2 separate regions of the Homo sapiens genome follow, and region 1 is linked to region 2. A link is a loop called in an ENCODE intact Hi-C map of the cell type or tissue named here. Cell type or tissue: heart left ventricle. All regions are shown on one strand. Links, peaks and the distances in the headings refer to the core of each region. The heading gives the core; the rest is flanking DNA.

Evidence for each region. Peaks named below come from ENCODE experiments on the same cell type or tissue, not always from the same donor. Only the 100,000 strongest peaks of a DNase experiment are listed, where the experiment ranks them.
Region 1: a loop joins it to region 2, with 2.2 times the contacts of the local background. A loop is called at or near these places in 1 of 110 quality-filtered maps.

What each region holds. Positions count from the first base shown.
Region 1 is chr16:65,178,905-65,183,797 of GRCh38, forward strand. No RefSeq gene overlaps it. Among named protein-coding and RNA genes, the nearest start is that of LINC02126, 4.8 kb to the left of the region's middle. In heart left ventricle, for the core only: a CTCF peak has its summit at 2,313; no DNase peak of the experiment used is centred there.
Region 2 is chr16:65,312,532-65,317,424 of GRCh38, forward strand. All of the region lies in intron 8 of LINC00922 (long intergenic non-protein coding RNA 922), which reads right to left. The region is part of intron 2 of LOC124903780 (a long non-coding RNA gene); the gene reads left to right. Among named protein-coding and RNA genes, the nearest start is that of LINC02126, 140 kb to the left of the region's middle. In heart left ventricle, for the core only: no CTCF peak of the experiment used is centred there; a DNase peak (open chromatin) is centred at 2,720; H3K27ac peaks cover 180 bases.

The DNA.
Region 1 (4,893 bases), core at 441-4,440, 130 kb before region 2:
CAGCACAAAAAACCTGCCCCCATGATTCAATCACCTCCCACTGGGTCCCTCCCATGACATGTGGGCATTATTACAATTCAAGGTGGGATTTGGGTGGGGACACAGAACCAAACCACATGATCTACAATGCAGTCTGAAATTTAAAAGCACTATCTAAGGCTCCAGCATTCCTAGGGTTCAATCTTGGCTCTGCCACTAACAGGGTGAGTTTGGTCAAATAACTCTATGTCCTGATTTCTTCATGTGTAATATGGGGTGATACTGCTCTGCTACTCTTTAGCAATTTTATGAAGATTTAATAAATGGATTAAACAATCCAAGTAAAGAAAGAGGAGGGGCTCGGTAAATTGTATAGACACAACGGCTATCTTCCCACATGAGAATATAGATGAGACCATTATTTTTAACCACTCTAGAATATTATATTTTATGGATGAAACATGGTTATTTAGCCAATCCCATATGTAAGCATATTATCATAACTTCCATTTTTTTCCTTTCAAACAATGCTAAAATAATCACTCTTGCACCCATTATCTTTATACCTTTACATAAATATTTTTGATTAATAAATTCTTTGAAGTGTAGTGCATTAAATATCTATCATCGAGTTGTCCTCTAAATATTCTTTGAATCTTGGTGGGTGAAGGGGGTTGTCTAGAAGGACCAAGACATGTTTGTGAAAGGAAGAACTCTCTTGAGGGGATAATTTTACAGAGGGTAGAAACAATGTATATAAAAGTGTGGAGGTATAAGAGAGTACAGGTGTCACCCTGTGTTTGAGTCCTAGAATGAGAAAGATGAGGCAAGGCGGGGTTGATCGGCAGGAAAGGGAGCAGAATACAATCTAAGCTGGCCGGGCGCAGTGGCTCATGCCTGTAATCCCAGCACTTTGGGAGGCCGAGGCGGGCGGATCACCTGAGGCCAGGAGTTCGAGACCAGCCTGGCCAACATGGTGAAACACCTTGTCTACTAAAAGTACAAAAAATTAGCCGGGCATGGTGGTGGGCGCCTGTAACCCCAGCTACTTGGGAGGCTGAGGCATGAGAATTGCTTGAACCCAGGAGGCAGAGGCTGCAGTGAGCCGAGCTCACGCCATTGCACTCCAGCCTAGGCAACAAGAGCAAAACTCCATCTCAAAAATAAATAAATAAATAAAATTTAATTTAAAAAAAGGAATCTAACCTGCACCCCATAGGTGCTGATGACTGATAAGCTCTTAAAATGTTCAGCCTTATCAAGTGATATGGCTTCAATATAAATAGTAACAGCTGTCTACTAAAGAAGGATTTTTCAAAGCCTGGAATACAAAATACCGACAGTATTAAAGAAGAGTGTTCACGGTAGTATGAGCACATGACGTTAAATATTAGATAATGTAAACATGTAATGTTTTTAGTAATCAGTCCAGTTAATATATTTATTGGTAATCTGTCTTTAACATCTATCTAAAACCTTCCAACCTCCCTTTAAACAACAACAGTCACAAAAGAGTAAGCATCAGGCTTAAGAGTCTTTCAGAAGCAGTAATTTCTTGCTTTGTTTTCTGTTCATTGTATGTATTTTAAAATGTATTTCACATTGTATTATATATTATATATACAATTGTATATAAGATGTTTGTTGTATGACATTTTACTTGTGATTGATAATGGTTTTTCACTTATGAGAGACATATGCATTTCCTTTATGAAAAAAATTTAAAATGTAAATTAATTTTAATAATGGAATTTTGGGAAATAACCAGCTAGCGTAAGAGGGAAAATGTAGGAAATTAACCTTGCCTAATTTCTCCAGGATCAGCCAATCCTAATCAATGCGACTTTGGTTTTAGCAGGAAAATCATTGAGTAGAACCAACTCTAGGCCTTGGTCTTGTTCAGGTGATTCTAGAAATTAAATCAACTTAAAGCACGAATGACTCGAGTTGGAGCATAGAGCTCACCGCAGGAAAGTGATTGCCCTCAAACCCTCTCCCATCAAAGTTCCCATGACCGTGACCACAGCAAAGAAGCCAGCCTGAGCTCTGGCCTTTTATTTAAAAATCCATTCCTGGAGTAGAAAGAAAATAACTGAAGATGTTTTGATTATTGGTATACCAAATCCTATTTGGGGATTGGTTTACTAGATTCAAAGAGTCACACCCAACCTCAATAAAAAGTTTTGTAAATCCATGCTTGCTAGCGTCCTTTGAAAAATAAACCCAAGAATAGTTTTATTCCAATACAGCACGCTCTCAGCACAAACATGTGGCAGATGCTAGAAACTTAGGAATCAAATCCAAATTGCAGACACACATGTTATTGTACTCCACAAGGGGGGGAGCAAACCCAGAATTGGCCTAATTTGAATATTTTTTTTTTCTGAATCCCGCAAATGAAACTACATATTTAGGAATTTTTTGCTCACATAGTATTTATAGTTATTTATGATTCCTTGAGATTTTGAAGCATTATAGCTTTGCACTAGGCTTTCCAACTTTTGTTTTTGTTTTCATTTCTCTTCTAAATGCCAAGTAGGCTGAAACCTATGCTGGAAAACCAGTGGGGATTAGATGTTTTTTAGGTCACAAGTTAGAAGATTCCTAATACTCACAGACATTCTACGTCTAGGAATGTTTGTTAATTTGAGCCCCTCTCTCTCCTTGTGTATCTTTAATCTCTCAACCAGCTGTCTCCCATAAAAAGATATTTCTGTTTTTAGTTACAAATCTGTTTACAGATAAAACTCACTCATAAATACACAACCACATGCAGAGGTTGCCTTTTTTTTTCTGCTGATAGTATAGAAATAACTCCAGATGAAAAATATTAAAGTTTGTTTAGAAATATAAAATGCATTCTGCCTTTCTCAGTGGGGGCCCATGTTTTATAGATGTTCAAGGTCTTTTTGTGTCCCTGTGTGAGCCTCTCTTGGGAAGCACAATCTTCTCTTACCTCTGTGATTTAGTTCTTTCTCAAACTGTCAAAATTGTTGGGTTCCTAATTGAGGAATTAACTCCTTGCAAAAGGCAGGTATTGGCCACCTAAGGAAAAGAGGTGAAGCCAAGAAATAGCTTCTCGTGCATCAGGATCAGTATGTTTACTGTTACTCGAATGACCGATTTAACTCCCCACTCTTATTTGCTTGTGGGTTGCTTACACTGGAAACCGTCAGGTAAGAGATTGTGTTTTCTTCTCTTGTCTTCTTCCATTTCTTTTAAGACCTAGTACTGTGTCTGACACATAGAATTCAGTCGATTTTCAAATATATTGTTTGCTGTTAATTGAATTAGTATAATCATGTTAGACAATAAATTATTCAGAAAAGAAAATATTTACACTTGGCTTCTTTCCCAGTTCTTTAGAGTTTAGGATGCCCTCTCTCCCTTGTATTCATCACCAATTAATTAGTCAAGAAGAGACCGTTCTAGTTCCTCCTTCCCTGGATTGGTTGTTGTATTCTGAGCAAACCTCTTATAACCATGCCTTGTTTTTCGTTGAAGCTCATTTTATAAAAGGTGATACAATGTATCATAATCGCCAGGTGTGGTGGCTCACACCTGTAATCCCAGCATTCTGGGAAGCTAAGGTGGGCGGATCACTTGAAATCAGGAGTTTGAGACTAGCCTGGGCAACATGGCAAAAACCCATCTCCTCTAAAAATAAAAAAGTTAGCTGGGCATGGTGGCAGGAGCCTGTAGTCCCAGCTACTTGGGAAACTGAGGCAGGAGAATTGCGTGAACCTGGGAGATGGAGGCTGCAGTGAGCCGAGATCGTGCAACTGCACTCCAGCCTGGGTGACAAGAGTGAGACTCCATTTCAAAGAGAAAACACTAACAACAACAACAACAACAAAAATGTAACATGATCCATCCAATGAACACTAGCAAATGAAGACCGATACTTTGTCAACCATGTAAAATAGCTACTCATTGCTCCATTTTATGGTTGAAAAAATCGAGGTTCCTAGAACACGAATTACTCAGATTCACCAGACAGACTCCAGTATTTGACTTCAAATCATCAAATATTCCATCACTTGAGACTGCATCCTCTAACAAGAAGAATAGAAGGAATAACTTCAAGTAAATACTTCTGTGTGTCAAACTCCATAGTTGTCATTTTATTTGTCTTCCCTTATTGTATCTCACTAAAATCTGAATAGATCGGTATTAGTAACCCCATTTTGGAGCTAGGGAAATGAAGAATGAGATAATTTTTGCAAATTGCCCAAGGACATAGGACTAGCTCATGGATCCATGTTGCAGAGATCTCACCATTTTGGGAAGTGAGTGTCTTTGTTTAAGTACTATTAAATAGCTCAAGCACACTGAGAAGCCAAGGTAGGAACTATTTAATTTAGCATACATTTTCATTATAGTATTCAAAGATGCAACATGCCCTGAAGCATTAACCCTGGTTTTCAAATATTTCTATGTAGAGCTTCATGCTGCAGGTTCAAATCACCAGCTCTCAGCTAAAAATATAGCTGCTGTTTGGTGACTAGAAGGCCACTTTGACAATAATTGTGGTTGCAAGAGGTCACACATTCTCCCTCTATCCCTATAAAGTCCTGTCTTCCAATATTCTAATCTTACTAACAATAAAACCAAGATCCTGGAGGAAAAGGCATTTGTTTAAAGTATCCCTCATGACCATTTATTCACCTGCCCAGATATACAAGTCAGAAAATTAAAAACCTGCTTTTCTATTTTTTCCCACAATCAATTGATTTTTTTTCCATAGGATTGCCTTCCTATGGGATTCCATTCTCAGTTTAATGATTACTCTCCATCCTCACTCTGATTTCTCTGTTTAAACATCGTATGTGTGCCTTGTGTATATATATATATACACACACACGCATAGGTTTTTGTATGTGTGTATATATATAGATATATACATACATACAT
Region 2 (4,893 bases), core at 385-4,384:
TAACAACACTATATGTAAATATTATTTTATCTCCAAGTTATGGATAAAGAAACTGAGGTATCAGATTAAATGACTTATCTAATATTACACAGCCAGTAAGAAGTTAAGCTTTTTTAGACATGATTACTCACATGCTTGGGGAAATAGAGATGAAGTAGAAAAAAATTATAAAAGCTGAGAATTATGAAATTTACCAAATTCTTAAAAGAATTTGAACTTTAAAAAAATTGAACATTTTTTTGTTTGGTCCCTTTGGTATAAAGCTCTTCTATTCCTCTCTTCTTCATTATCTTTATGTCCTCATCCTTTACCCAAGGAAGGTCAAATTATGTCATTCTTTGGCAAAAGCTATGTTACCATAATTGTTTAAAAAATGCATGATATAGTTAACTTCTCAAAATAGTTCAAAGTTTTGAAAATGAATCATGTTTCAAACAGTCACCAACTGGAGGCCAATTTGCCTGCCATTAAGTGGTTTCCTAGATGCAGAATTTACCAAATGATTTCACTTTATTCTGTCATTTATTCCCAAAAGCACTTAAGAATCACGAAGGAACTGAACACATCTTGAGGAATTCATAATGCTAATAATCATGGCTGTCATTTGCGGAACCCCTTTACGCTCCAGGCACTTTCTTAAGCTCTTTGTACATGTTGCCTTATTTGACTATCATGGCAACTCTTTCAGGGAGGGATTACTCTCTCAAGCTTTATTAGTGAGGATGATAAGGTGCAGAAAGGTTAAGTAATGTTCCTAGGGTTCCTACAAAACAGGAATGAGCAGAGCAGGAATAAGAACAGAAGTGTCCATGCCTATGAAGGTCACACAGATGGAGGAAGCTGAACCGGTCTTCCATTGTGTGGCCAGATCTTTCAGACAATCCCTTTAATGACCTACTAACTATAACCCAGACAATATCTCATCATATATAATGGTCTTAAAGGGAGACTTTTCTTCTAAAACTTGAGTGAGAATAGCACAAGTTTGGCCAATTCGGGCAATTTTCCATCTTCATGCAATAAAATGGTGAGATTTCAATCAACACACAAATGGCTCAGTCAACACTATACTGACTAATTGGACTGTACTTCTGGGACAGTTGCAAAGTGGACTAATGGGAGCACACCCACATTAGACACCAGAGCAATAGTATAATCCTTGTAAAATTGTTTCATTTAGCAAAAAGAGTAATTGAGTATTTCTGGAAATAGTCGCTAGTTTTCTCCTTGACATAGACAGGATACTTTTCTTCTTTTCACCTCCTTTTTTCCTCTGAAAACAATAGGTATGTGATTAAAGGAGGTCTTTGAAACATGCAGATTTCTAGGACATTGTTTTATATCTCTAAAATAAAATCTACTATGCTCACTACCAGGGTGATGGGATCCATACTCCAAACCTCAGCATCAAGCAATATTCCAATGCAACACATCCGCACCTGTACCCCCTATATCTAAAATAAATGTTGACATTTTCATAAAATAATAATAAAAATATTTATTTCCCCAACACAACTTTTAAATATGAAATCAGTTTTAAAATGGTGTGTATGTGCATGTCCATGTGTGGAGTTAAATTGAGTACACGGCAAGGAATGTTGGCGAGTTCTCAAGTTGGAATATTTAACATTGAAATATTTGCAATAGTGGTGTACTGAGGGCTTATTATGTGTGTTAAACATTTTGTGTACATTACTTCTAATAAATATATGTGATAGAATAATATCTCTACTTTACAGATGAGCAAACTGAGGTTTAGTGAGGCTGAATAGCTTGCTCAAGGACAACCTTTTCAAAAGCCCGTATGTATCTGATGCCAAACTATTCCCTTTTTAACTGACCAGACTGCCTCTCCAGCCCACGCTGAAGAACACATATCTATCTAGTGCTAGCCCACATGAAAGGAAGGTCACCATCCTGAGGCAATGTGATCCAATATCAGTCATATGTTCAGTCAGACACAACCTTAGAGTGAAACCAAGTTGCAGCACATACAAAACCAAGAGACTTGGTTGAATGAAGGTGTTTTCTTCAGTGAGTCTCTATAGACAGTGAGGTCCTAGAGAACCTGAAACCATTTTAGAAGATAGGTCAATAAGACAAAGACCAAAGCTCTGATTCTTTGTGTCACCCAAGTGACCCACATGATGATCTTATGATTCTGATTAAATAGTACGATGTCATTTTATCCCCAAGTATGTTCCAGCACCAGGCAGCCTCTAGGTCCCTCTGAGTAGGCAGACTTTGCATTCCAGTGACAGACATCATTAAGAAAATATTTCTACTCTCCAAACCAGAGGGAGGAGAATGCTGGAATTTATTATCTCCTTATGCTTAAACACATCCCAGAACAACTTAATAAGGCAAAAATTCTCCCCATTTTACAGACGAGCAAATTGAGGATTAAAGAAGATTATGCTTTCCCCATGGTTCAAAGCTAAATCTGAAATTATAAACCTGCCTCTCTGGACTCCAAAGCCAGTCTTATTCTAACACTGTTCCTTCCTGACTGGTTCCTTTTAGCATTCAGATCTCCTTGGTGTTAAGCCAGCGAAGAATGGCTCTCCCCCCACAAGTTGAGCATAAACTCTGAAGAGCTTAGTTTAGCCCTCTGGGAGGTATTCTCTCTTGGATCTCTGATGCAGAGTTTGGTTGCAAAGTTGGATCCATGTATGAGGGAATGACGCTGCTGGGGATTGGTGGAGAGTCCACTGGTCTGACGCCAGCTGGCTCAGGGGACCATCTCTCCTCCCTTTCCTGGAGCAAGCAGTGTTATGTCTGGCCATGCTTCTCTGCTTTGATGCCCATTTCCACAGTCATTTCAAGTCTTCCCACTCCTCAAACTGAGCATTTAGACTCTCATGGATCACCCCTTTGATATTTCTAGCCACGTAGCTTCAGCTTCAAAAACAAATCAGGAATGACATTCTGTGACTATATTTTCAGCTATAGCTCATAATTTGGTTTAAAACTTGTCATTGTCTAAGAAACATATCCCTGTGCAGAGAACCCGTTGGACACCCGGATGAAATTGACTAAATAAAAGCAGTTTCACTGAACAATTTGCAAATATCACTGCTTCTTGCCAATCCTTTTTGGCAAAACTGTCTTCAGTGACTCGAGAGTTTTTCCAGCCTGAAAGAAATTTGAGTTACCTTATGCTTTCCTCTCTACATTTTTCTGATATAATACTTCCATTAAAGCCACATGTCTCAGACAATGGAAATATCATTTAGCAAAACACTAACATTAATTTTGCAGGAGATATTATTCAGTATTTTGTTGTTGTTGTTTGTTTTGTTTTGGGACACAGTCTCACTCTGTCGCCCAGGCTAGAGTTCAGTGGCGTGATCTTGGCTCACTGCAACCTCCACCTCCCAGTTCAAGCGATTCTCCTGCCTCAGCCTCCCAAGTAGCTGGGATTACAGGTGACCACAGCCACACCTGGCTAATTTTTGTATTTTTAGTAGAGACAGAGTTTCACCACGTTGGCCAGGCTGGTCTCAAACTCCTGATCTCAGATGATCTGCCCACCTTGACTTCCTAAAGTGCTGGGATTACAGGCACGAGCCACTGCTCCAGCCTCAGTTCTCCACCCCGCCCCCGCCACAGGAAGATGGACCTAATTTTAGAGCCAAAAGCAATATTCATTAAAGATAGTTTGCACAGCACAGTCAAGGTATGCTTGCACTCGTGTGGTGATAGGCAAGAAGGAGTTACTTGAGCCATATTTCCTGAGGAAAAATGATGAGGTATTTTCTGTCCCATCAAGGTTGAAAGTGCAGGAAGGGTCTTTGGGATAGGAAAGAAATAGGGCAGGAAGTGTAATTGTGAAACTCCTGGCATGGACATCAACAGCCAAGGTTTCTAGTTTAAATCTAACTAACAATGGGTAGTGTTTTGTTATAAATTAAATATGAAGATATGCTCACAACATTAAGCAAAATTAAGTTAAAATTTAAGAAGGGAATTTACAGAAAAGAAAAGAAAAGAAGAACTAGACAAAAATCACAGCCCTTGTGGAGCTTACATTATTTCTTAGATGAGTCACTTGGCTAGTTTAAGACTTGGAATTTTTATCTATAAGATTGGGTGAAGAGGAAGAAGCACAACCTAAATTAGTACTTCCGTGACTGTGTGCCAGACCCCACACGAAACTCAAGACAATATGTCATTAGCCCAATTTTCCACTTGACAAACACCATAGCTCCTTCATTTACTCATTATTTTGAGACATATTTTAGTGGCACTTATTCAGGGAAGCCGCCATTAAGGAATAAAACAATCCCTTTCCTTCCTTTACAAAGCTGCTAGTCTACTGGCTGAGATCACATGTGAACAGCTGGACCAGGAAGTCTGGACTCCTCCCAGTGCCCTGTTGTAGTGAGGACAGTCTCCGTTGAGGCCTGATCTTCAAGCATAATTACTACTGGCTAGTGTGCTGGTTTGGATGATCAGTTATATGCTTACCCTCCCCAAGATTCACAGGGTTTCTTCGAGGACTTAGAGCTACACTATTTTTTCGGAGACCCAAGTGAAACCAGGCCAGGAAAACAGCCAAAAGTTTCAGTCCAACAGATTCTTTAAAAGTTTCTGGAATAAACACTTTGCTGGCCCATAGGAGACATAAAAGTTTGGAGCTTTTAAAAGGTGCTTATGAGACAATCTAAGCCAGAATGCTCAGCTAACAGATGAGAGGAGAGGCCCAGCTCAACATGAATAAACAGCAGACCCATGGAAATAACCAAGTTTTCTACACTCCTGTCCATTCTTCCCTCAGTCTTTTTAATGTCTCCATTTGAGCATGGTCATCAAAAGGATGCGTAAGAGCAATGGAGTACGGGAATCTTGCAAGATGGTGCTGTCCGTACTTTGAGGGCATTTCTGCAGGGA